2 separate regions of the Homo sapiens genome follow, and region 1 is linked to region 2. A link is a loop called in an ENCODE intact Hi-C map of the cell type or tissue named here. Cell type or tissue: dorsolateral prefrontal cortex. All regions are shown on one strand. Links, peaks and the distances in the headings refer to the core of each region. The heading gives the core; the rest is flanking DNA. Region 1 overlaps PSME4 (proteasome activator subunit 4). Region 2 has its middle 72 kb from the start of PSME4.

What was found. Hi-C counts contacts between places; a loop is a spot of excess contacts. Peaks named below come from ENCODE experiments on the same cell type or tissue, not always from the same donor. Only the 100,000 strongest peaks of a DNase experiment are listed, where the experiment ranks them.
Region 1: a loop joins it to region 2, with 4 times the contacts of the local background. A loop is called at or near these places in 4 of 110 quality-filtered maps.

What each region holds. Positions count from the first base shown.
Region 1 is chr2:53,896,779-53,909,550 of GRCh38, forward strand. It overlaps PSME4 (proteasome activator subunit 4), which reads right to left. Exons shown (of 47, transcript NM_014614.3): 22 at 12,006-12,062; 23 at 11,732-11,787; 24 at 11,542-11,640; 25 at 10,028-10,090; 26 at 9,820-9,915; 27 at 7,247-7,378; 28 at 4,572-4,781; 29 at 3,103-3,239; 30 at 1,523-1,576; 31 at 1,092-1,221; 32 at 26-107. Among named protein-coding and RNA genes, the nearest start is that of GPR75-ASB3, 43 kb to the left of the region's middle. In dorsolateral prefrontal cortex, for the core only: a CTCF peak has its summit at 6,424 (motif pointing right); no DNase peak of the experiment used is centred there; H3K4me3 peaks cover 584 bases; H3K27ac peaks cover 3,304 bases.
Region 2 is chr2:54,036,899-54,049,670 of GRCh38, forward strand. It overlaps a transcript of ACYP2 not described here. Among named protein-coding and RNA genes, the nearest start is that of PSME4, 72 kb to the left of the region's middle. In dorsolateral prefrontal cortex, for the core only: no CTCF peak of the experiment used is centred there; DNase peaks (open chromatin) are centred at 4,369, 6,513, 7,205 and 7,445; H3K4me3 peaks cover 1,173 bases; H3K27ac peaks cover 7,702 bases.

The DNA.
Region 1 (12,772 bases), core at 2,752-10,751, 140 kb before region 2:
ATTAATTACTTCTGGTAGTACTCACTGATTTCACAGGGGTTAATGGTCAGCTTTTTGTGGGTTCTTTTTAGCTGTTTAAGGATACCAGCAACAGCTGAGATAGCCATCTAGAAAAGGAAAAAGGTACACATTCATAAAAAAAAGTTTAAATCACTTAACTGGTTGTCTGCTTTACTCAAAGCAGAAATAGGATTCTGTTTCTTTAAAAAAACACCTCGCCTATCGACATCTGGCAGTACATCCATGTGAGTGCTAAATCTGACTTAGAATGAATCATAGGCAGTTCTTACTCTACAGTCTTGACACATGCTAGTCTCTCTGCCTAGAAAACTTTGACCCCTTCTTTGTTAAACCAATACCTGCTCATTCTTCAAATCTTAGCCTCAGGGTTTTTTTTTTTTTTTTTTTTGACAGAGTTTTCACTCTTGTTGCCCAGGCTGTAGTGCAATGGCACAATCTCAGCTCACTGCAACCTCCCCCTCCCGGGTTCAAGCGATTCTACTGCCTCAGCCTCCCAAGTAGGTGGGATTACAGGCGTGTGCCACCATGCCCAGCTAATTTTGTACTTCTAGTAGAGACAGGGTTTCTCCATGTTGGTCAGGCTGGTCTTGAACTCCTGACCTCAGGTGATCCACCTGCCTCAGCCTCCCAAAGTGCTGGGATTACAGGCATGAGCCACCAAGCCCTGCCCAGCCTCAGGGTATTTTTAAAGGTCTTTCTCCAATGCTTCAGCTTAGGCCATCTCCCCAACCCCCACCTCACCTCTAACACTTGGAGAGTAAAAAGCTATACCCTCGAGTTTCTTGCCCCTCCTGAAACACACTGCACACCTAATTTTCTAATTGTTAAATCTTTCCCATTAGCCTATAAACTTATTTCCTGCTATATCCCCAGTCTTTTAAACAGAGTGCCTAAACATGTTCATTTGTTAGATGAATCATTATCATCTCTGAATCAACAGGGGGAGATTTCAAATCAATACACTTCAAGATATTTATTAACCAAGTGTGTATTGCTTGTGAAGAATTTAAAGACTTCAGGTCACGTACATATTCTCAAACCCAAGACTGTAGCTAAAACAAGGTATGTACCTTTCGAACTACAATTGCATCATGGTTGAGATTCTCAACAAAAAACCGTATGGCACGAAGAGGCAACACTCGGTCATCTCTCAGCAGTAGAGACAGAAGCCCAATGCCTATATGTTCAAATTTCCAGGGCCTTAAAAGGAGGAAAAATAACAAAGCATATCACACATAAAACCACTTGGAAAAAAAAAACTGTATGTGAAACACCTTATAATTTTAAATTTCTCAAGAATTAAAATAGGTCTAGTGAAGAATACTGCTCCTATCATTAATCCCAAACTTTCCCTCCATCTCTTTTCCTCTTAATCTGCTTCCAAATACACAAACCGGAATATAACTTTTTGTGACATAGTCATTCATAGCCTTCCATGTAGAAAACTCCTATAGTATTTATGAAAAATGCTGTGAGAATTACAAAAATCTTTTGCACTTACAGGTTTCTTTGCTCCACACCATCTAGCAAGGTGTCTACCAAATTTTCATAGTTCCTTTAAAAAAAAGGTGAGGTATTATTTTACTATAATACTAAAATGAACATCAAAAATATAATAGAAATTCAAATTCTAGCCAATTTCACCCTCCTTCCCCACTTACTTCCCACCACCTGACTGTAAACGGCCTGATGAGAAGCAAGCCAGAATGAAAGTAGACAGGTGAACAGAGATGCTGGGAAAAGCTCATGAAAGGCTAGGAAGAGTGAACTCAACTTTTCCTGAATGGACATGCACAAGTAACTCTGTAAGTAGTAATCAATTAATTGGGAGTGGCACACACACACACACACACACACACACACACACACACACGATACACCAGGTTTCTGAAATATATTAGGTAGGCTATAAGAGTTTATTATTTATAGACATTTTAGAAAACAACAAAGAGGTATATTCATATACTAATTATAAGGCAAAGACAAAATCAAGTTAGGAAGACTCTTGCTTGAGTGTTATCAGTGAAGCATTTAAGTGCTTTGGTATCAAGAATCCAAAAACAGTTTATTAAAATCCTGATACCAAATTTGACCAATAAGTTATTACTATTATAAGAACTATTAAATGATACATCTGCTAAACTTGAATTTAGGAATTAATGACTGATGTGTACCAGTTATGTAGTTTCTGAAATATTACTACCTTAAAAAAACAAAAAAAGAAAGATAATTCACTAGAAAAAAAAAGATAGGACAGTGAAATAACTTTTTGTTTTGTTTATTTGAGACAGGGTCTTGCTCTGTTACCAGGCTGAACTGCAGGGGCACGATCTCTGCTCACTGTAACCTCTGCCTCCCAGGTTCAAGCGATCCTCCCACCTTAGCCTCCCGAGTAGCTGGGACTGTAGGCGCGTGCCACCATGCCAGGCTAAATTTTTGTTTTTTTTGTATAGACAGGGTTTCACCATGTTGCCCAGGCTGGTCTTGAACTCCTTAGCTCAAGTGATCTTCCCACCTCAGCCTCCCAAAGTGCTGGGATAACAGGCATAAGCCACCGTGCTCGGCCTTATTTTTAAGATGGTGTTTTATACCTCCATAGCTTAAAAAGGAAAAACAGGAATCTGTGTAGTAATTACTTCTCAACTTTTTTGTATTTTTTTCAGAAGTCAATGTGTAAACATCATTAAGCAGTTATGTTATACATCTATATTTTAGAGATGTTAAAAACTTACTATCGGCCAGGCGCAGTGGCTCATGCCTGTAATCCCAGCACTTTGGGAGCCCGAGGTGGGCAGATCACTTGAGGCCAGGAGTTCGAGACCCGCCTGGCCAATGTGGTAAAACCCTGTCTCTACTAAAAATACAAAAATTAGCTGGGTGTGGTGGTGCATGCCTGTAATCTCAGCTACTCGGGAGGCTGACGCATGAGAAGAGCTTAAACCCAGGAGGTGAAGGTTGCAGTGAGCCATGATCGTCTCACTGTACTCCAGCCTGGGCAACAGAGCAAGACTCTGTCTCAAAAAAAAGCCAAAACTTACTATCTATAATGTCATCTATTGAAGTACACCATTCATCAATTACCTTAGGGCATCGGCATTCTTTTCCTGTTGGCGTTTAATTCCTTCCTTAATTTTTTCTGGGCTAAGCAATATCTGGTTGATAGAGGGGTTTTTTGACTGTTGAAGTAATTCCGCTATTTCAACACATGACTTTGGAATCTTGTTAAAAAGAAAAAAGCAGGAAAAAAAATGAAGTTCTGATGCATACTACCTGAACGAACCTTGAAAATGTCATGCTAAGTGAAAGAGGCCAGACACAAAAGTCCACATATTTTACGATTCCATTTATATGAAATATCTAATAATGGGCAAATTTATTGACAGAGAAAGTGGTTTCCAGGGGTTTGGGGTATGGAAGAATGGGAAGCGACTGCTATTAGGTACTTGTTTTCTTTTGGGGTGATGAAAACATTGTGGAGGCCAGACATGGTGGCTCATCTCTGTAATCCTAGCACTTTGGGAGGTCAAGGTGAGGGGACTGCTTGAGGCCATGAGTTTGAGACCAGCCCGGGGAACACAGCAAGACCCCTGTCTCTCTCTCAAAAAAAAAAAAACAACTTAAATTAGCTGGGTGTAGTGGTGCACACCTATAGTCCTAGTTACTAGGAAGGCTGAGGCAGGGGATGATTATGCCACTGCACTCTAGCCTTGGGGGACAGAATGAGACAGAATGAGAATGAGAAACAAAGAAAAAGGAAAATGTTCTGGAATTTGAGTAGTTACACAGCCCTGTGAATATTCTACTGTGCATATAACATGTCCATATTAAAAGGGTGATATTTATGATATGTGAATTACATCTCAATTAAAATTTTTCTTCTAAAAAATAAAGTATAATCTAATGACAGTCGCAAATAGCAACCCTATGTTTGATTTAAAAGGAATACATTTAGAACAGTGGTTTTTAAACCAGGGGAGAGATGTCAACCATAGTCACGCCAGCCAAGAGGGTGATTCTGCTGTGCTCACCCTTCTTTTACTCACCCCCATGTTCTGAGGGAGTATAAATACAGATTTGCAAGTTCCTAGAAAATCTGCTATAACTCTCAACCTAAGCACCACTGAAAGTTATATTCTTTAGTCTTTCGAGTCAAATCATTCAATTTTAGTTTTCTTCACTATAAATTACGAACCCAGTAGTCGATCTTTTGCGACTTTGGCTAGCATGGTAAACCTCATAAAATATAATTAACTCTTTGAAAAATGAAGCTGTGGGCACACACAAAATAAGGGTAAATATAACAAATCAATAACCCTTTGTGGAGCCCTGGCTGTCTCCCTACCATGCTCCAACTTGCTACTTCACCCTGTTATGTACAATAATGATCAATGAAAGTACAAAAAGCAAACAGGTAACAAACGCTTTTTTAAAAAAACACTGGACTCAAATGCCAAGAATATTATTACTGGAAAAAGGGCAAGAAAAATAAAGGGCATTTTAACAAGACAGGATTTACACTAAAACTTGAATGAAAGAATGATATTGCTTACTGTGAAGTCCAAGCCAATTGTTTCATACTGCCTATGAATCTTTTCTGCAAGATCATCAAACAATCTCACTATTGATGGCTTTTCCAGGGACATTGCTTGGCTAAGCCCTGAAGAAACAATCGCTGGCCACGTCTGTACAATACAGTCCCAATCATGAAGGTTTGCCAAGCACACACCACTGTGATTTCCAAGGAGACAGTACAAGGCACCCTGCAGAAAAAAAAATATATATATGTTTACATGGGAAATAAGAGGCATCATGTAGTTGTAGCCAATGCACCTATGTATTGGTTTTAAATGAGTATTGATTACTTAAATGCTTAATATTGGTTAGTAAAATATGTTCACACATTTAACATGTTACTTTTTAGAAATCTGAACTTGACATTTAGGTGATATCCATTAATATTTTCTCTAAGTCATTTAATAAAGAGTTTGGGACAGGTGAGGTGGCTCACGCCTGTAATTCTTGCATTTTGGGAGGCCAAATAAGGCAGACTGGTTGAGCTCAGGAGTTTGAGAGCCTGGGCAACATGGTGAAACCTCTTCTCTATAAAAAATACAAAAATTAGCTGGGCATGGTGGCACACACCTGTGGTCCCAGCTCCTCAGGAGGCTGAGGTGGGAGGATCACTTAAGCCCAAGAGGTTGAGGCTACAATGAGCCATGCCTGTGCCACTGTACTCCAGCTTAGGTGACACAGCAGGACCCTGTCTCCAAAAAGAAAAAAAGAAATTGTTCAAAGAATGGCTACTAATAAGGTAATAAAGAAATGGAAGGATGTTTCTAAGAACATATATTCCATTCTGATTTTCTTCAACTGTATCATAAAAACCACAACATGTGTCACTCTTAAAATTTTAGAGTCTGAAGTTTGGTGTTTGAAATAATTTATTAAATATTAGTTAACACCTGGTTGCTGAGTAATTTACAAAGTACATAAAAACTAAAGTATACTGCATATTTATTACTCATAAAAGTCCAATTAACCACAATGATTCTGATGACAGCAGGTATCCTTTGATGACAGCAGGTATCCTTTCTAAAGTGCTTTTTCATAAAAAGTTTTTACTATCAAAACTTTTGATTTCCAATTTACCTCACCTGATTCCAATCTAGCTTATTACTGACTTTGTATTCCACTCCTCTACAGGTTCTCTATAAGGTCACTCATAACCTCGATTTTGTTGATCTAATAGATATTTTTCTGTTTTGATTGTACTTGACCTCTCTAATTTTGTCCATTTAAACTGCTCTCATTAAGGTCAACAACAGAATAGTCAATGAGTCAAACCTACAACACTCTTGAATTATACATCTGCACCAGGGGTCAGCAAACATTTTCCATAAACGGCCAGAAAGCAAACAGCAAAGCCATTTGCTCTCTGTCTCAACTACTCTTCTCTGCCACTGTAGAGTGAAAGTAGCCATACATAATATATAAATGAATGAACATGGCTGTGTTTCAAGAAGTTTTAAAAAAGCAAGCTTTTACTTTTACAAAAGCAAGCAACTGAGCCTGAGCTATAGTTTATTGACACCTCTGTCTTACAAGCTTCATGGAAGATGTTTAGGGCTCGTCTTCATTATCTCCAAAAAACAATGACTCTACTCACTGAGTCTTCCTTCTAGAAAGACCTCTCCCTGCCTTCTGTGATTCTTCCCGATTTCTTGATACCTTTCTGACCTCTCCAGGGTCACTCAGCTCTTCTATTTGGCTTCTAAAGGAGTTTCTCAACATATGCCCCTTGGTCCTCTTCTTATTCTCCTCCTAGGCTTTCTTATCCATGCCCATAGATTTCAATTATAATCAACATACATGGAAATGGTATCTTCGGACTCAGATGTCTAACTGCCCACTTGATGGTGCTCTTAGGTCATTGGAACCACTTCAAATTAAACTAGTCCAAATTAACTATGTCATCATCTAACTACTCTCTCTCTCTCTCTGATGTGCCCAGCAACTAGTTGTACGATCCAAAAGCTTAGTAACTTTGACATTTCCTTTTTTCAGTCCCCTCATATTCAATCAACAAGTCCCATCCGTTCTCACTCTTAATTCACTCTCAATCTATTTCTTTCTACCTGACAGTATAAGCAATCATTATATATTACCTATACTTTATTACATCCCCATAGGATGTAGTATTTGCCTTATCCTGTATAATTTCCTTTCTTCTCTACTCCAATTGCATAAGCTTTCATACCACTGCTCAAACTTACCATATTTCTTCCTTCCTGTCTTAAGCCCTTCCTTCACACTGGTCATACTACTCTAAACTTCTTGGTCTTTCATCCCTCTCTCCCATATGCCAGCCAGGCTACTTGGCCACTAGCACTCAAGTTAAACAATTATTTTCCTCAGGAAAGTCTGCTTCTTATATTTTCTTCATCATAATACTGATCACAAACAGAGGTAAATAACTAAATAATGAGTCTCCTCATATTAGTATGAAACAAAGATCATACCTGTTTAAAGGTGAATCGTGCTGATATCTTCAATTTACTTTGAAATACATTAAAAAAAAGAACAGATATGCGATAAAGCAAATACAGCAAAATCTTAAATACAGAATCTCAGTGGTGAAGAAGATATGGATGTTTACCGTAGAATTTTTTCAGCTTTTCAGTATGTTTGAAAATGTTTACAGTAAAATAGGAAAAAAACCCTATACCTTGAATTGTTGCTGTGTAACACCTTGTCTATCAGGCCTTAAGAACTCCAAAACCAAGGGAATGATATCTCTGCAACAGAAGTTATATGCTCCCAAGGCAGCAAAAAATGTTTGCTGAGCCTTATTTCTCACCTGGAGGAAGTATTATTAACAAAGGACTTTTATTAAATAGTAAAGTACAAAGCAGTTTAAAACAAATTATCAAAAACAGTAATGATAATTTACATGTTTTTCTCATTAACAAAATAAATTTCAAAGCACGTACCCTAAAAAAGAAGTAAATGATTATCTTTACTTATATCAAAAGGAAAGCACAATACCACCGACCATATCCATGGTTTAGGTTACACTGACTGAAATATGTTTGATAAAGGGGAGACTGAATGGAACCTATATGCATTTGCTCAGTAACATAGCTAAAAGTAATCAGCATACTACTAAACTTTTTATTCTGAATTATTCTAGATATAAAGAGCCAGATTTTCTCTTATGTCCACATGAGGAAAATTAAAGAATTTCCAGGAGGAACTAAAATAAACCAAAACAGACACATAACAACTTAACCCTTTTAAGGCAAACCTTAAGTACAATCTCACATATTTTTGACCCAAACAAAATATTCAGTATAAATTTACAACTTATGAACTAGTTAAATAGTAATGGATAATAACTGGTTATAGTAGGATGGGCGCAGTGGCTCACGTCTGTAATCCCAGCACTTTGGGAGGCTGAGGTGGGTGGATCACCTGAGGTCAGGAGTTAGAGACCAGCCTGGCCAACATGGTGAAACCCCGTCTCTACTAAAAATACAAAATTAGCCAGGCATGGTGGTGCGTGCCTGTAGTCCCAGCTACCGGGGAGGCTGAGGCAGGAGAATTGCTGGAACTCAGGCGGCGGAGGTTGCAGTGAACCAAGATCGTGCCACTGCACTCCAGCCTGGGTGACAGAGCGAGACTCCGTCTCAAACAAACAAAAAAAGAGTTTGAAATATGTACAATGTGTTGCTTTTACTATAACCAGTTTTTTTTTTTTTCCTGCTCTGTCACCCAGGCTGGAGTGCAGTGGCACCATCTCGGCTCACTGCAACCTCCGCCTCCCAGGGTTCAAGCAACTCTCCTGCCTTAGCCTCCGTGTAGCTGGGACTATAGGCGCATGCCACCACGCCTGGCTAATTTTTGTATTTTTAGTAGGGAGGGGGTTTCACCATGTTGCCAGGCTGGTCTTGAACTGATCTCAAGTGATCCACCTGCCTTGGCCTCCCACCCACAGTGTTGGGATTACAGGCATAAGCCACCACACCCGGCCTCAAACTCATTTTAAACATTACTTTAGAGGGAATCTCTGAGCTAGAGATTAGTTACAGGTTGAGTATCCTTTATCTAAAATGTTCAGGTAGCCGGGCATGGTGGCTCACACCTGTAATCCCAATACCATGGGAGGCCCAGGCAGGCAGATCGCTTGAGCCCAGGAGTTCGAGGCCAGCCTGGGCAATACAACGAGACCTTATCTCTATTAAAAATGAAAAAAATTAGTCCAGCATGGTGGCGCATGCCTGTAATCCCAGCTATTTGGGAGGCTGAGATAAGACGATCGCTTGAGCTCAAGCCCAAGGCTACAAGGCTTGAGTTCAAGACCTGAGTTCATGGTGATGTACGCCTATAATCCCAGCTATTTAGAAAGCTGAGGTGAGACAATCGCTTGAGCTCAAGCTCAAGGCTTGAGTTCAAGGCTACAGTGGGCTGTGATCACACCACTGCACTGCAGCCTGGGTAACAGAGAGAGACCTTGTCTCAAAAAATAAAAATAAAGTAAAATAAAATGCTCAGGACCAGAAATGTTTTGGATTTGAGATTTTTTTCACATTTTGAAACATGTGGATTATAAACTTCCTGGGTGATCATCCCAAATCCAAAAATCTGAAATCTGTAACGCTCCAATAAACATTTCCTTTGAGCATCATGTTGGTGCTCAAAAAGTTTTGGATTCTGGAGTATTTTGGGTTTCCAATGCTTAACCTGTAGTTAATTTACATTATTTCATAAAGATAGAATAATTAGTTGCACATGAATCTCTTTTTCCACTTTTCTGTGCTTGCAGATAATCTCTTGTTCCTACACTAAAGGACAGACCTCACAATTCATGTGGTAGCAGCTTCCTAAAACCCAAGCTTAATGTCTAGGAGGAATTATGTGGCCTTCGTAGACTGGGCTTCAAAATGTGATTGAAGTGCCAGCAATATCACACTAGCACTGTCTTCCAAATTTAAATAAATGAGAAGCAATTACAAACAGCAACATTAAGCATTACAAAAAAATGACTAGCAACCTTAGCTTGAATATATTTGCAATTTGAAAGCTGTTTTCTATGCTAACATGAGTTAAGAGAGCCTAGCTTTTGGTCCTGGTTTTATTACTTCCTGGAGGTAATTACTGGAAATTACAATTTCCAATAATTGAGAGAATAATTCCAATTATGGGTGAAATTATTTAAACTCTCTTCTTAAAAGGGGGATATTAAGATTGCATGTAATAAAATGGGAGGGCATGAGAGTGCAGCGTTTGGATAAGCCTTACCTGACTGTATGAACTTGTAGATAAACGAAGAAGATCTCTGATCATATCTTGATGTATCTTTTTGTATTCACAACCCTCAACAGTTAGTGTCCGTAGCTAAGAAAACAATCGCAAACATTTACTAAAATTTGATTATGAAAACAAAACTAAATACTCATCTGGAAAATTGACATTTTAAAAAGTCACTATGACTGAAAAACATATTTACCTCATGCTGTAACATTACTCTATCAATCAACAGTGCTCTGATATGTTGTTTTTTCCCATGGAGCTGGAAAACAAAGTAGCAACAAATACTTCAACATTTTCCCTAAATGACTTCAACAATGGATGCCTCTAAATACCTTAATAAGTGGTCAAAAAGGTCCCTGGTTGACTGGTGAGTGGTGGTGGTATTTCCTTTATTCTAAAGACATCAGGCTTATATAAAAATGTTGTCTTAATTTTTATGGCTAACAGTAGAAATATCCCCCTTTTAAATAGCCCATCCAACACCCTGTTTTTCTCTGATAGTTTACTATTAGACCCATGCATGGGAGAGCAACAGAGTTGTGTTCTTATTCAGTTAAATACTGAAAGTACAAAAACAGCCTACTAAGACAATTGCTCAACTCTCTTAAATCTACAAATAGCCATAGCCTTTCAGGGTAATCAAATATGTTTACTACAAAATTTAATAATAATATCTTTTCTAAAAGTTATCATTTAAGCTTTTATCCATATAATCTTCCACCTGGTCACCAAAGGCAGATAGTTGAGGCTCAAAGACTCTTCTTCTTTCACACCACAGTTCCTTAGTCATTAAGCCCCCCAATTCTACCATTTTCAAAACATGTTATTTCCATTTCAATACCACTGACTTGACTTAGGCTGTGTTTTTCACCTGGAGTGAAACAGTTTAACTCCCTTTCTTGCTTACAGTATCAATCTCTTTGTACTTACTGTTCACAGTGGTGGCAGAGCTTTTTAATGTTTAGTGAATTGAGTGTTGACTTTTCCAATCAATATTCAAATCAGATCTACTTAAGAACTGTTAATGACTCTCCTACTGCTGAATATAAAACTGAAACACTTTCTCAAAACAAAGTATAAGCAACCTAGTTTACCCTCTACAGCCCCTGGCCCCTAAAAGCATGCCATGTTTTTATATCTCCTTGCCCTTTTACATGCCATTCCTTCTGTCTAAAGTATCTAGCAACTGTTGTCTAAACAATGAACTCATACAACCTTTTTAGACTCAATTTCAGTAAAAGTTTCTGGCGTAAGAATTCTGCCATGAACATCTCTTGGCTTACACTGATACTCTTTCTTCCAAGGCCCCAAAGAAGCTTACAATGACTTCTGCAGCTGAATATAATACAGGGTAACTTTTTCTCAGATCTACATAAAGTGTAATGCTTTAAATTCATGCCCATAGATAATTCCTCCTATTTTTAAATTCCTTCAAGTTCTTACAAGGTAGTCTCAATGCTATTGTCCAAATTCCCATTGAGAGTTTAGAGACTGTCATGGAAACAGGCAGAAGATTCTGTATAAGAAAAATATATTTTTTGCTAGGATCCATTTGATTTCTACCATGATGTTTTTAACTTTTACATACTTTTAAATCTACTATTTTTCCTTTTAGGAAAACTTCTTCTATATGCTGAATAATACCCAAATTACGAGGTTATTATACGACTTTAAAACAATTAGTGCAGACTTTTAGGTGAAAATACTGACCCGATTTTCCATTGATTTCTTTACTAAGTTGAAGCTTTTCCATCGGGAGTCAAATTCATGCTTGTGAGATCCTTGGAATTGTAAAAGGTCTCCAATAATCTGTGTCAAAGAATTTCAAATTGTATTTGCAAGTCATCAATCCAAGCTTGATCGTATTAATCATTATGCAACTATCAAATGACAAATGTACCTTTATAATAAGAAACAATGACTTAGTATCATCTTCTGAATTATCAAGTATGTGGTCTATAATGGAAGAAAGAAAAGGATTTTGGTTAAAATATTTTGAACTACTATAAGAATCTTGAGGCATTAGTCAAGAATCTATTAAGAAAAAAAATCACTGCCCAATATTCTCACCATTTAGAATAAAAAACATTAAGTAAACACATGCATGTTATAGATTAAAATTCCAAAATACTTATTCCAAAGTACAAATAAGTTAAATGTACAGATACACTTACTAAGAAGTTTCCTTATAACTGTAGCAATTACTTCTCGGTGGTTCTCTCGAGACAGATCTATTTTGAAAAAATAAAAGAAGGTATTTTAGACACTGAATGCTCCTCAGACTTTTAAAGTTTATATCAACAGGTTAGGTCAAGGAGGGATAAAGTATTGGAGAAAAAAATAGGTCTGCCTTTACCATAGTTGAATTAATGGCTAGGCATGCTACAGCAACTTCTAAAACCTCTACACTTAAATGACCTGCTTATGAGATGTCTATCATGCTTCAAGATAAAGAAAAATAATAATAATAAAAAATAGATAAAATGACCTGCTTATAAAACTTCATGGGGCAAGAAGGTTGGAGAGGCGAGGGAAAGAAAAACCACCTTTGCCAATATTTCAAAGGCTCTAGTCACTAATTAGAGATTAAAATACATGGAATTTTCTAATTAGTTGTGGGTGACGTAAATCAAGCAATTACAGCCTAGCAATTAATGTATGTAACTTTGGTGTTAATCCAGCGATGAGAAAGGGTGCTAAATTTCTATTAGATTTAGAACATTAACAATAAAATGTTTTACATAAATGTTATTATAAAACTTAATTTACTATGATAGGAAGGTATAAAGTTTTTTTAAATATAGGGTTACAATATTCGTATTTACACCAAGTATAACATATAAGTGCTAGAATAATTTTAAACATAAATGAGCATTATGATATATAAAAGCCTACCTCTGTACATAGCATTCAAATACAGACTGACCCAATTTCTTACTGG
Region 2 (12,772 bases), core at 2,759-10,758:
GTCTTCCCTGGATGATGCCTTGACTGCTTCATGGTCAGGTCCCTCTCCTCTGATTTCTAGATCACTCATTTAAGAGGACTTAGAGTTGTGTGAAGTAATGTTGTCCCTAATTAATATGTATATAATTTTACATTGAGTTTCTGGCCAAAGGACCTAACTCCTATTTTTTAATGTAGAGAAAAACTCCTTTAGAAAATATTTCAATGGACGTTAGAATTTTGTTTTGTTTTTTAAGACAGAATCTCGCTCTGTCACCCAGGTTGGAGTGCAGTGGTGCAATCTTGGCTCACTAGAACCTCTGCCTCCCAGGCTCAAGTGATCCTCTGGCCTCGGCCTCCCAAATACCTGGGATTACAGGCGCCCACCACCATGCCTGTCTAATTTTTTTGTATTTTTGGTAGAGACGGAGTTTCACCATGTTCCCTGGGCTGGTCTCAAACTCCTGTTCTCAAGTGATCCACCTGTCTCAGCTTCCCAAATTGCTGGGATTACAGGCATAAGCCACCATACCAAGCTTGTTTTGTTTTTTTGAGACAGAGTCTTGCTCTGTCACCCAGGCTGAGGTGCAGTGGCACAATCACGGCCCACTGCAGCCTCAACCTCCTAGGCTCGAGCAATCCAACCACCTCTGCCTCCTGAGTAGTTAGGACCACAGTGAACCCCTATGCCTAGTTAACTTTTAAATTTTTTGTAGAGATGAGATCTCACAATGTTACCCAGGCTAATCTTGAACTCTTGGCCTCAAGTGATCCTCCCCCCTCACCCTCCCAAAGTGCTGGGATTACAGGGGTGAGCCATAATGCCCGGCCTAAAACATGCTTTTAATTAACTTTAAAAAAGTGAATAAAATATATAGTAAAATCGAAATCAGAGTGCTTTTGAAACAAATGAAATGTAAGACTTTTAATAAGCTAGGTGGTTATCAATGGTCATATCAGAAGATTGAAAATATCAACATTATAAATATCAATAAACTATGAGAAACTTGGAAATTCTTTCAGGAATGTGAAGGTGACTTAGAGCTAGCAGGTGCTTTTCACTGTGTGCATCATGCAGATTGGAATAAATATTTCCCCAGGGTGTAAAAATCTCCGAAGCTTTCTCTCCTACACAGTGAAATTACTACAATTTAATATTCAGTGTTACCAACACCTTCCCTTATATAATAAGGAAATTAAAGCATGAAGTAGGAAAAACAAGCTGGATATATTGAGACAACTCTGGATCAACACTTCCTGGAAGGTGGGAGGACAGATTTATTCTAACCTCTGAGCGTCCTGATTCAAACATTTGTTCGGTTGTCCTTGGCCTAGGATGCCCTTATTTTTGGCCTGGTAGACACCTCCTCATTCTCCAAGATTCACATTAAGTTCAGCTTCTCTGTGAAGGCTTCTTTCACCCTAAGGGTAAGTTGACCCTTTTCCCGTCTTCTTTGCTAACACTGCATACTCTTTGTTTTTTTTGCAAATATATCTTACTTTCCACTATATGTGAGCTTCTTGAGGGCAGGGATTTAAATATATATATGTATGTATTTTATTTACTTAACATAGTACTTACTAAGTGCGTGGTGCTATTCTAAGCACTACATAAGTTATTGATCATTTAATCCTTGTAATAGTCCCATGAGGCTTATTATTATCTCCATTTTGTAGATGAGGAACCTGAAGTGCAGAGTGTTCAGTAACTTTATTCCTCTCTGTTTCACCAGAACCTAAAGGTGATTCTTTGCATACAGTAGGCATTCATTCATTCAATAAATCTTTATTGAATACTATATATATATATATATATATATATATATATATATATATACTCTTCTAAGTGCTAAGATACAGCAATGAAAAAAGATGAAAAAACCCCCACCTTTTTGGAGCTCACATTTTGGTTGTCAGAATAGGTAAAAAAAAAAAAAAAAAGATAAATAAAATAAACATTTGTTCCATAGGTGGCAATAAATTCTGCAGGAAAAAAAAGTAAAGCCAGTAAGTGGGAAAAGGAGCTCTTGAAATTGCAATTTTAGATGGGTTAACAGGGAAGGGCTCACTGAGAAGGAGATATTTGAGGGAAGGAGTTGAGTGAGTGAATGAGTGAGTCATATCTGGGGGAAGAACATCCCAGGAACAGCTAGTACAAAGGTCCTGAGGTGTCTGGAATGTTCAAGGAACAGCAAAGGGTGGGGAGCGTGCTCCTATAATAGAACAGGGAAGTGGGAAAGAAGTAGAGGGTGAGGTTGGGAGAGAATGGGCAGTGAGCAGAGCATGTAGGGCTTTAAAATAATTTTTCAAGTTGAACTTTTACTAAAAATATCTTTGGAAGTTTTTTTTTTTTTTTTTTCCCCAGCCTACATCGTGCTTTAATTTTTTTTTTCTTTTCTTCTCTTTTTTTCTTTTTCCTTTTTTTTGGCGGGGGGGGACAGGGTCCCACTCTGTGGCCCAGGCTGGAGGGCAGTGGTGTGATCTTGGCTCAAGCAACCTCTGCCTCCCAGGCTCAAGCGATCCTCCCGCCTCAGCCTCCCTAGTAGCTGGGACTACAGGTGTGCACTATCATGCCTGGCTAATTTTTGTATTTTTTCTAGAGATGGGGTTTCATGATGCTGCCCAAGCTGATCTCGAACTCCTGAGCTCAAGCAATCCACTCACCTTGGCCTCCCTAGTAGCTGGGACTACACGTGTGCACTATCATACCTGGCTAATTTTTGTATTTTTGGTAGAGATGGGGTTTCATCATGTTGCCCAAGCTGGTCTCGAACTCCTCGATCCACCCACCTCAGCCTCCCAAAGCTCTGGGATTACAGGCATGAGCCAGCACATGCAGCCCTTTGGAGGGCTTGGAGGGTTTTTGAGCAGAAGAGTGATCTTCTTGAATTTATGTTTTTATCGGTGTCACTCAGGCTTCTGTGTTTTATATTTGTTTTCTTTTGTGTGTGTGTGTGTGTGTGTGTGTGTGTGTGTGTGTGTGTGTGTGTGTGTTTTGAGACAGGGTCTTGCTCTGTTGCCCAGGCTGGAGTGTGGTGGTACAATCATAGCTCACTGCAGCCCCAAACTCCTGGGCTTAAGAGATCTTTGTGCCTTGGCCTCCCAAAGTTCTGGGATTACAGTCATGAGCCACTGTGCCTGGCCCAGGCTTCTGTGTTGAGAAGAATCTCAACATGTCAAAGATGGAAGCTGGGAGACTAGTTTGGAGGTTCCCACAGTAATTTAGGTAAAAGACAGCAGTGGTAGTAGTGGAAGTGGTGAGAATTGGTCAGATTCTGGACATATGCTGAAGGTTAATCAGACAGATCTGCTGATAGGTCAGATGTGAGGTGTGAGAGGAAAAGAAGCATCCAGTATGACTTCAAGGCTTTGAACTCTGCAACTCGGGAAAAGAAGAAAAGGAACAGGATTTGGTGGTAGGGCAGTGACAAGCAGCAATCAGGAGTTCAGTTTAGGACTTGTTAAACTTGAGATGTCTTTTATTCAAGTGATAATATTAAGGAGGCAGCTGGATATGTGAATCTGGGGTATAGGGGAGACATGCAGACCGGACACTGTTAGCACATCCTAGATGATAGTTCAAGTCATGAGACTAGAGGAGATTGCCAAATGAGTCAGTGAAGATGGAAAGCAGAAGAGGTACAAGGGCTGAATCTTGGGATGCTCCAAGTTTTGGAGGTCAGAGAGATGAACAGGACCTAACATAGAAGACTGATAATGAGCAGCCAGAGAAATAGGGGAAAGATTAGGTAAGTGCCCTTCTAAAAACTATATGGAAAGTGGTTCAGGAGGAAAGAGTAATCACATTCTACTAACTGATCAAGTAAGATGAAAATTAAGGCTTGGCTGTTGGATATAGCAACAGGAAAGTGGAGGAGATCTTGATGAGAGTGATTTAACTGAAGTGGATTGGATAAATAACTGACTATATTAGGTTTTAGAGAGGTACTGGACATGGGGAATATAGACAACCCCTAGGAAAGAAAGAAATGGAGGTAGTAGCTGAAAGAGGAAGTGAGGTCAACAGAGGGTTTTTCAAAAATGGGAGAAATAGTGTTCATAGATAGGTGGAAAAGATCCAGGGGAAAGGGATGAGCTGATGCAGGTGATTGAGAGGAGAATTGCTGGAGTGATGTCCTTGAGTAGGTGGTGTCTGGTTCACAAGGAAAGCGGTGGCCTTTTCTTTTCTTTTTTTCTTTTCTTTTCCTCTCTCTCTCTTTCTTTCTTTCTTTCTTTTTTTTTGTATTTTTTGTAGAGACAGGGTTTCACCATGTTGCCCAGGCTGGTGTTGAACTCCTGGCATCATGCAATCTGCCTGCCTCAGCCTCCTAAAGTGCTGGGATTACAGGCATGAGCCATCACGCCCGGCCAGCGGTGGCCTTTTCTAGGGGCACAGAGTGTTCCTCTACAGTCACAGGAAGGAAGCCCAGAATATGGGCATGATGCAGCGGTGGGTGTTTGTGGGAGCTCTCTTCTGATTCATTCTATTTTCTCAGTGAAATAGGAAGCAAGGGCATCAGAATGATGAGGGGAGGTGAGTAAGTATTTGAGGTTTGAGGACAGAGAAGGTGTGAAATAGTCACCCAGGAGAGTGGGAGAATAAAAGGGCCAGGGAAATTCAGTGTGGTTGTTAGCAGCATTAAGGGCTTACTCAAAACTTATGATCATGAATTTAAAGTGAGATCTCTTAGTATGGTTTGGTTCTTCACTAGTTGCATTTGGCTGCACAGGTGTACGACTGGACTATGGGGAATGTTTTCTTCAACAAAGGTTATTGTTTATTCAAGTGAGTATCTCAGTGTCAGAGGCGGCAAGGGAGCTGAGGGTACATGCAACATAATATAAGTGAGTTTAAGCTGGGTGAGGTATCAAATGAACGCATACATGAAAGAATAAATTGTTTCCCCACTTAGAATGCATTTTTTTCTTTTTAGAGTGGGGTCTTGCTCTGTTGCCCACGTTGGAGTACACTGGCACGATCACAGCTCACTGCAGCCTCAACCTCCTGGGCTCAAGCAATCCTCCCGCCTCAGCCTCCCAAGTTGCTGGGACCACAGGCATGAGACACCTCACACAGTTCTGGAATTCATTTTCTGTCTCCGGTCCATTGCTTCAAACTCACTTTATTCTTTCTTTTTTTTTTTTTTTGAGATGGAGTTTCACTCTTCTTGCCCAGGCTGGAGTGCAGTGGCACGATCTTGGCTCACCACAACCTCCGCCCCCGAGTGCAAGCAATTCTCCTGCCTCAGCCTCCCAAGTAGCTGGGATTACAGGCATGCACCACCACACCCTGCTAATTTTGTATTTTTAGTAGACACAGGGTTTCTCCATGTTGGTCAGGCTGGTCTCGAACTCTCAACCTCAGGTGATCCCCCTGCCTTGGCCTCCCAAAGTGCTGGGATTACAGGCGTGAGCCACCACGCCCAGCCCAAACTCACTTTATTCTTAATAGTCCATATAAGAACTGTACCCCCAGAAAACAAGCTTGGTGTTAAGCTATAAACGTTGCTCTTGGCTCAGAATAATTTAAGAGGAGCAAATCTTATATCATAGGTCATAGAGTACAGGGGTTATTCTGTTTAAGTTTTTCCTTAGATTGTTTAGAATTCTTCTTCCATTCAAATTTTAGCTTATTCTGGGAGCAAAACACACTGACCCAGGGTAGATGCTGGAGAGTGACTCACAGAAGTTTCCACAAACATACAACTTTTTTTTATTTTTCTTTTTGGCCAGGACTCAATATTTTTATTAGTGTCTGGTAAATGATATTTGAGTAGATCCTAATTAGGGGTGTGTGTCAAGGGGCACGATGGTGAGGGGACCCTTATTCCCTTTGGGTCCCTGTTTGGCTTCAAATTTGTATTCAGCAGGCCGAAAGAGAGGCAAATGTTACCATCTGTCCTTGGCCAGGGAAAACATATTTACAATGCAGACTCTCGTTTCACGAATCCAAGTTGGAGATCAGAGAGAGAACCAAGAAGCAACGTGGAAGACCAACCAATCTTTCTTAGGAACCTAAACACATCAGCACACCCACCATTTCCACCTCCCTATAATTTAAATATAGCACAAAATAAATGCTCTGTCTACCTTGCTCTACATAGCCATCAGTCCATGCGTAGCATGGCCACTCCCTGACCAAAGCCTTGTTACTGTATGTGGCCAGGGACCTTGGTTAATATGGGGTGTGTGTGGGGTGTGTGTGTGTGTGTGTGTGTGTGTCTGCTATTTTAAAACTAGTGGCCTAAAAATAGTTGTGTACACATAGAAAATGCATGCTGGTTGAGTGGTTGAGTTCAGGATTGCCAAACCCCAGAACTCTTAGCCTGGGAGGATGGCAAGTATAATATATCTTATTCTATTACCTGAATATCTTAACCAAGGGACAATCAAAAGGAATCCAATATACAGGCACTCCTACTCAGACCAGTGGTTCTCAACAGGGGCAGGACCACTTTTTGGATATGGTTTGGGAATTACGGATGCATTTTTGGTTATCACAGTGATTGAAGGCATGCTCAGTGGCATTTGGTGGCTGGGGCCAAGACTGACAGATGTGTGGAACAGTTCCATAGAACAAAGAAACTGTTCTGCCTGACTTTCAAATGCCCTGCAGGGCATTGATATGAATGAAAAATCTATCTATAATTATTTCAACTTAGACCCTAACTCCAGTTTTATTTCTTCTTTATTTTACACTTATGACATTGTGCTAATTAAAAAATTTTTTCCTGTGTGGAATTAGATTATATGATATATGAATTTCATTTAAAATCATGAAGGCGATGTTTTATTATATAAAGGGGATAATGGGTCTGATATGATGGAGAACTACCATGCTGGTTACTTATATGTATCCAGACATCCTTCCATGGCAAATTTACACATTATCTATAACTGCATCTAACCTTATTCATAAAAGGCAGCGATACATCAACCCCTGCAGTCCACATTTAAATCCTAAAGTGTGAAGAGTCTCGGCTGGGGGCTAGCTGTGATTCCTCCTCCTTATCCCAATTAGGAGGAAACTAAAAACAGGAACTACCCACATTTTTTAGGGAAAAGGGAATCACAGTAAAAATGTATGTGAGGATGAGAAATAAGAAGCTCCAGCTGGTGAGAAGAGCAAGGGAAAGGAGAGTTCGGGGCTGGGCATCAAATTAAGTGGAAAGCCCCATCAAGGACAGAGACGAGATCTCTCTTCTAGATCTCCATCTCCAAACACTCCCCTGCAACAGATGTACACACAGAGCCCATTGTTTTCTCTAGAAATGTAAACTGCACGTCACAGTTACTCCATACACACCACAAACAGACTCCCTTTGTTCTCAGGATATGTGTTGACACAAGAATATGTCATCCTCTCAGCTCCAGACTTTCCACTGAATAAAGGTGCCAAGGGAAAGTTTTGGAAAGCTTTTCAAAAGAAGATCTACGGCTGAGTGCGGTGGCTCATGCCTGTAATCCCAGCACTTTGGGAGGCTGAGGCGGGTAGATCACTTGGGACGAGGAGTTCAAGACTAGCCTGGGCAATATGGCGAACCCCCGTGTCTACTAAAAATACCAAAAGAAAAAAAAAAAAAGCCAAGTGTGGTGGCACAGTGCCAGGCTGAGGTGGGAGGATCACCTGAGCCCGGGAGGTGGAGGTTGCAGTGAGCTGAGATTACACCACTGCACTCCAGTCTGGGCAACAGAGTAAGACGCTGTCCCCCACTCCTGCCCGCCCCTCTCAAAAAAAAAAAGATCCTGGGAGGCAAACGGTTTATTAATCAGGACCCTACAATTACAAGGATATGAGGCCTTTTCCCATAATCAGGGTGAAGCAGCTACAAATAATCACAGCAGGAGGGAGTAATGCATGACACCACCATTTTTTTTTCTGCAATGACTTCCTGTCACATCTGCTGCCATGTTTTATGCTAGAAACTGCAGTGGAAAGTGGCTGAAGGTTTGTTGTTGTGAAACCATCCCTATAAACTTTACAAAAATTAATCAGAAAAGAAGGGAGGGACAGAAATAAAAATAAACCAAGTTTGCAGCATATTCAGCATTTATCATGAGGTCAGCTCACTCTTTGACCTGCTTCCTCATCGTCATTTAGTGCCTGTTGTATTAGAATTTCATAGATCCTGTTACAAGATTATAGTGTCCCTAAAGTGCTTTATAGATAACAACTTGAACATTATAAAATGTTAAGTTTTCCATTTGAGATATTCCTTCAGGTCCTGCATACCAATGAAACTACTGACATCAGCTGGTCTGAACGACCCCAAAAGGAGCTGACTCACCAAAGAATGCAGTTTCCACATCCTAATGATTTCATCCCCCTTATTCCAACTGATCAATGACCCCAGTTTTCCAGGTCCTCGCCCTCCACGATCCCCTTAAAAACCCCAGCCTACAATTCCTTGGGGAGATGGATTTGAGGGTCTCCTCCCATCTTCTTACTCAGCACCCTGCAACCATTAAATTCTTTCTCTGCTGCAAACCCTCCTGTCTCAGTGTATTGGCGTGTTACTATGCAGTGGGGATACGAAACTGTTGGTCTTATAACAGTGTTTTGTTTTTAAGAGAGGAGCAGGCTAATTAAAAGAGAGGTTTTAGGGACCAACCAAAGAGAAGGCTTGACATTGAAAACTCATAAAATTGTGGAACACTGGCTGGGCATGTTGGCTCACACCTGTAATCCCAGCACTTTGGGAGGCCGAGGCGGGCAGATCATGAGGTAAGGAGATCGAGACCATCCTGGCTAAGACGGTGAAACCCTGTCTCTACTAAAAACACAAAAAATTAGCTGGGTGTGGTGGCAGTCGCCTGTAGTCCCAGCTACTCGGGAGGCTGAGGCAGGAGAATGGCGGGAACCTGGGAGGTGGAGCTTGCAGTGAGCCAAAATCACGCCACTGCACTCCAGCCTGGGTGACAGAGTGAGACTCTGTCCCAGAAAAAAAAATTGTGGAACACTTTCTGCTGCTCAGTATGATGTGAAATCTCAACAAGCAAAAGGATTGGCTAGGCTGGGAGCAGTGGCTCAGGCCTGTAATCCCAGCACTTTGGGAGGCCAAGGTGGGTAGATTGCTTCAGCTCAGGAGCTCTAGAACAGCCTGGGCAACATGGCAAAACCCAGTCTCTAAAAAAATACAAAAATTAGTTGGGCGTGGTGGCACATGCCTATAGTCCCAGCTACTTGGGAGGCTGAGGTAGGAGGATTGCTTGAGCCCAGCAGGCAGAGGTTGCAGTGAGCAGTGATCATGCCACTGCACTCTAGCTTGGGTGACAAAGCCAGACCCTGTCAAAAAAAAAAAAAAAAAAAAAAAAAGGTCCAGGCGCAGTGGCTTACACCTGTAATCCCAGCAATTTGGGGGGAGGCTGAGGCGGGTGCATTACTTGAGGTCAGGAGTTCGAGACCAGCCTGGCCAACATGGTGAAACCCTGTCCCTACTGAAAATACAAAAATTAGCTGGGTGTGATGGAACACACTTGTAATCCCAGCTACTCAGGAGGCTGAGGCAGAAGAATTACTTGAACCTGGGAAGCGGAGGTTGCAGTGAACCTGCAGTGAACTGCAGTGCCATCGCACTCCAGCCTGGTGACAGAGCAAGACTGTCTAAAAAAAAAAAAAAAAAAAAGGTTGCTTGAGAAATACATGTTGTTTGTCTCCAGGCTGAATCTGTATCTCTCATGGATCAACATAAGACCTCTTTCAGTGGAGATACGGCCTCGACAAAATATTTGTTGAATTAGGTTGAGGCATGGGGATAAGGCCACAATGGAGGAAAGTGATATGAACAAAAGCAGGGCCAGCTTCAGGGGTGTATGACCTGTCCAATCACACAGGGCCCTGTGCTTAGAAGGGCTTGCACCCGTTGGTTCAATGCCTCACTATTACCATCTTGAAATTATTAATAATTTTTGAATAAGGGGGCAACACACTTTCATTTTGCAATGGACCCTTCAAATTATATAGCCAATCCTAATCAAAAGAGTGAACATCTGAGTCTGAGAGAGCTGGGTTCAAATCCAAGTTCTACCATTACCTGGCTGTATAATCTTGGGCAACTTATTTAACCTCTTTTCATCAGTAAAATAGGGACCATGATAGTGTCTACCTCATAAGGCTGTTGTGAAGACTAAAATAAACTATATTGCAGTTTTCAGTAGATATTATTCGTGTTATCATCAGTGACAAAGATTTAGATGACATTGCAAAGGCACCAAGGCACTAAGGCACCAAGCAAGGCTGGATAACTGTTTTCTAAACCCATTTTTGGGACAGATTTCTGCTCTGGATGTATATAATTGACGTCACCATCTTGTGGCAAGACAGGCCAAGATAATTTTCCTAATTGCAGGCTTCACTGACACATTTTGTGCCAGAACCGCAGGAGAGTAGGTGTTATTTCAAATCTGTGAATCATCACCACACACTCATGCATGGCATATTTCTTATAAATTTAAAAGAGTTGAACTCTAACCAAGATAATGGAGACATTATTTTAGAATGTAGAAATATGCCCATATAAAGGCAACTTGCTATTGAAAATACTTCTGCTGCGTGGCCCTGTCGAGTCATTTTATTTGCCATACAGTTATTGAATGCAATATTCCCAACCAAAGAAGGTGCAAATCAAAAAATATCACCAGACCCATTTTACTAGGACTACATACTAATTACCACCTTGCCATGAATAAATTGATTGTATTGTATTAGAATATGGTTTGGGCTAAGTTAGGAATGAAATGTGGAGGTGAGGCCAAATGGAAGCATATTTTTCCTTTTTGACTGAATACCCCCCATTAGTTCCTTGCTTATTACTATAATTAAAAGTAGTCTTTGTCAGTACTTGTTCTTTCAAAATTATTTCTGAAGTTGAGAACAAATTTTTAAAGTGTGAGATGGATTTTTTAAAAAGGTTGTAATACATTAAATATATCATGAACATTCTACTTAGACAAAAGACCGCAGCTACCATACCACGATAAGAAATTGTCTCCTCAAGAGTTGAGTCATGGTTCTAGAAGAAAACTCGTCAATGGCTAGGGAGATAGAATTGACCCTGTGATCTGGGAAGTGAGTTCTTTCCCCCAGCCAAGGCTGGTTCCATGGTTGCAGGTGAAGATCAAGTTGGTCTTCCAGGTCTCACTAAGCATTGTAACCTTGGGCTTCACTCTATTATTTAAGTCATTAGAATCTGACAAATGTAGTATTATTCATTTAGAGATGATTTTTCCTAATTTTATATATATTTTTTGTAATAAAAGTTTTTGTAGGCCAGGCGCAGTGGCTCATGTCTGTAATCCCAGCGCTTTGGGAGGCTGAGGCAGGAGGATCCCTTGAGGCCAGGAGTTTGAGACAGTCTGGGCAACACAGGAAGATGTTGTCTCTACTGAAAATAAAAAAAAGTCAGCTGAGTGTGGTGGCACACCCTATGGCCCCAGTTGCTCAGGAAGCTGAGGTGGAAGAATTGCTTGAACAAGGGAGGTCAAGGGTGCAGTGAGTGGTGATTGTGCCACTACATTCCAGCCTGAGTGATGGAGTGAGTTTTGTCTCAAGAAAAAGAAAAAAAAATTAACCATGTGTTAACAGCTACATAACAAACTTACCATTACAGCCACTTTTTAAAAATTAAATCAATTAGTTAATTTTTTTAGAGATGACAGTCTTGCTCTGTCACCCCACTGGAGTGCAGTATCATAGCTCACTCTAGTGTTGAACTACTGGGCTCAAGGGATCCTCCCACCTCAGCCACCAGAGTAGCTGTGATTACAGGCACATGCCACCATGACCTACAACCATTTTTTAAGTGTATAGTTCAGTAGTATTAAATGCATTCACATATATGGCATTTTTAAAGATATCTTCAGTGCCTAAATGTGCAGAATTGTTTTCAAATCTTTTAGATAATTAATTTAGACACTGACAAGAGGAAGTGACAGACTTGGCTCTGAAATTCCCAGGGACTGCACTTTTAGGGTTTATGAGAGCACCTCATACCAGGCAAGGGTAGGTGCACCTCAGGGCTCAGCAGGAAGCAACAGCAGGGACAAGGACAGAGATTCTCTGAGAATTTGCTATGTGTCAGTGTCTGTTCTGAGATAGGTTAGAAGTAATGAGCTGGGGCCAGGTGCAGTGGCTCACACCTGTAATTCCAGCACTTTGGCAGGCTGAGGTGGGAAGATCACTTGAGGCCAGCCTGGGAAACGTGGTGAAACCCTGTTTCTTCTAAAAATACAAAAATTAACCAGGCGTGGTGGTGCATGCCTGTAATTCCAGCTACTCAGGAGGGTAAGGCAGGAGAATCGCTTGAACCCGGGAGGCGGAGACTGCAGTGAGCCAAGATCGCGTCACTGCACTCCAGCCTGAGTGACAGAGTGAGACCCCATCTCAAAAATAATAATAATAATAATGAACTGACTAGTGCCACCCTGATCTTTTGTGAATCCTTCCACCATCTTATAAGACTGCCTTACCTCCTCAGACACTTGCCCCTGTCAATGTGTCTTTTTCTTCTCCGTGGTTTTATGCTTTCTCTATTGGCTTCCTATCCACATGTAAATATGCTGTTTCCCATTTTAATAAAACAAACCAAACCAAACAAACAAAACCTTCCCTTGTCAAAATCCTCCCTTTTAACTTTACATTCTTTTTGTGTTTGCTTATGCTTTAATGTAGGGTTTCTTTTTTCCTTTCAAAGCTGTGCAAGCATGGGCATGGTTGCAAGTGTCAAATCATTTTCCAAGGCCTTTGACAAAAAACAGCAGTCCTTGCCCCTCTGCTGCTTCTTACTCCCCCCAAA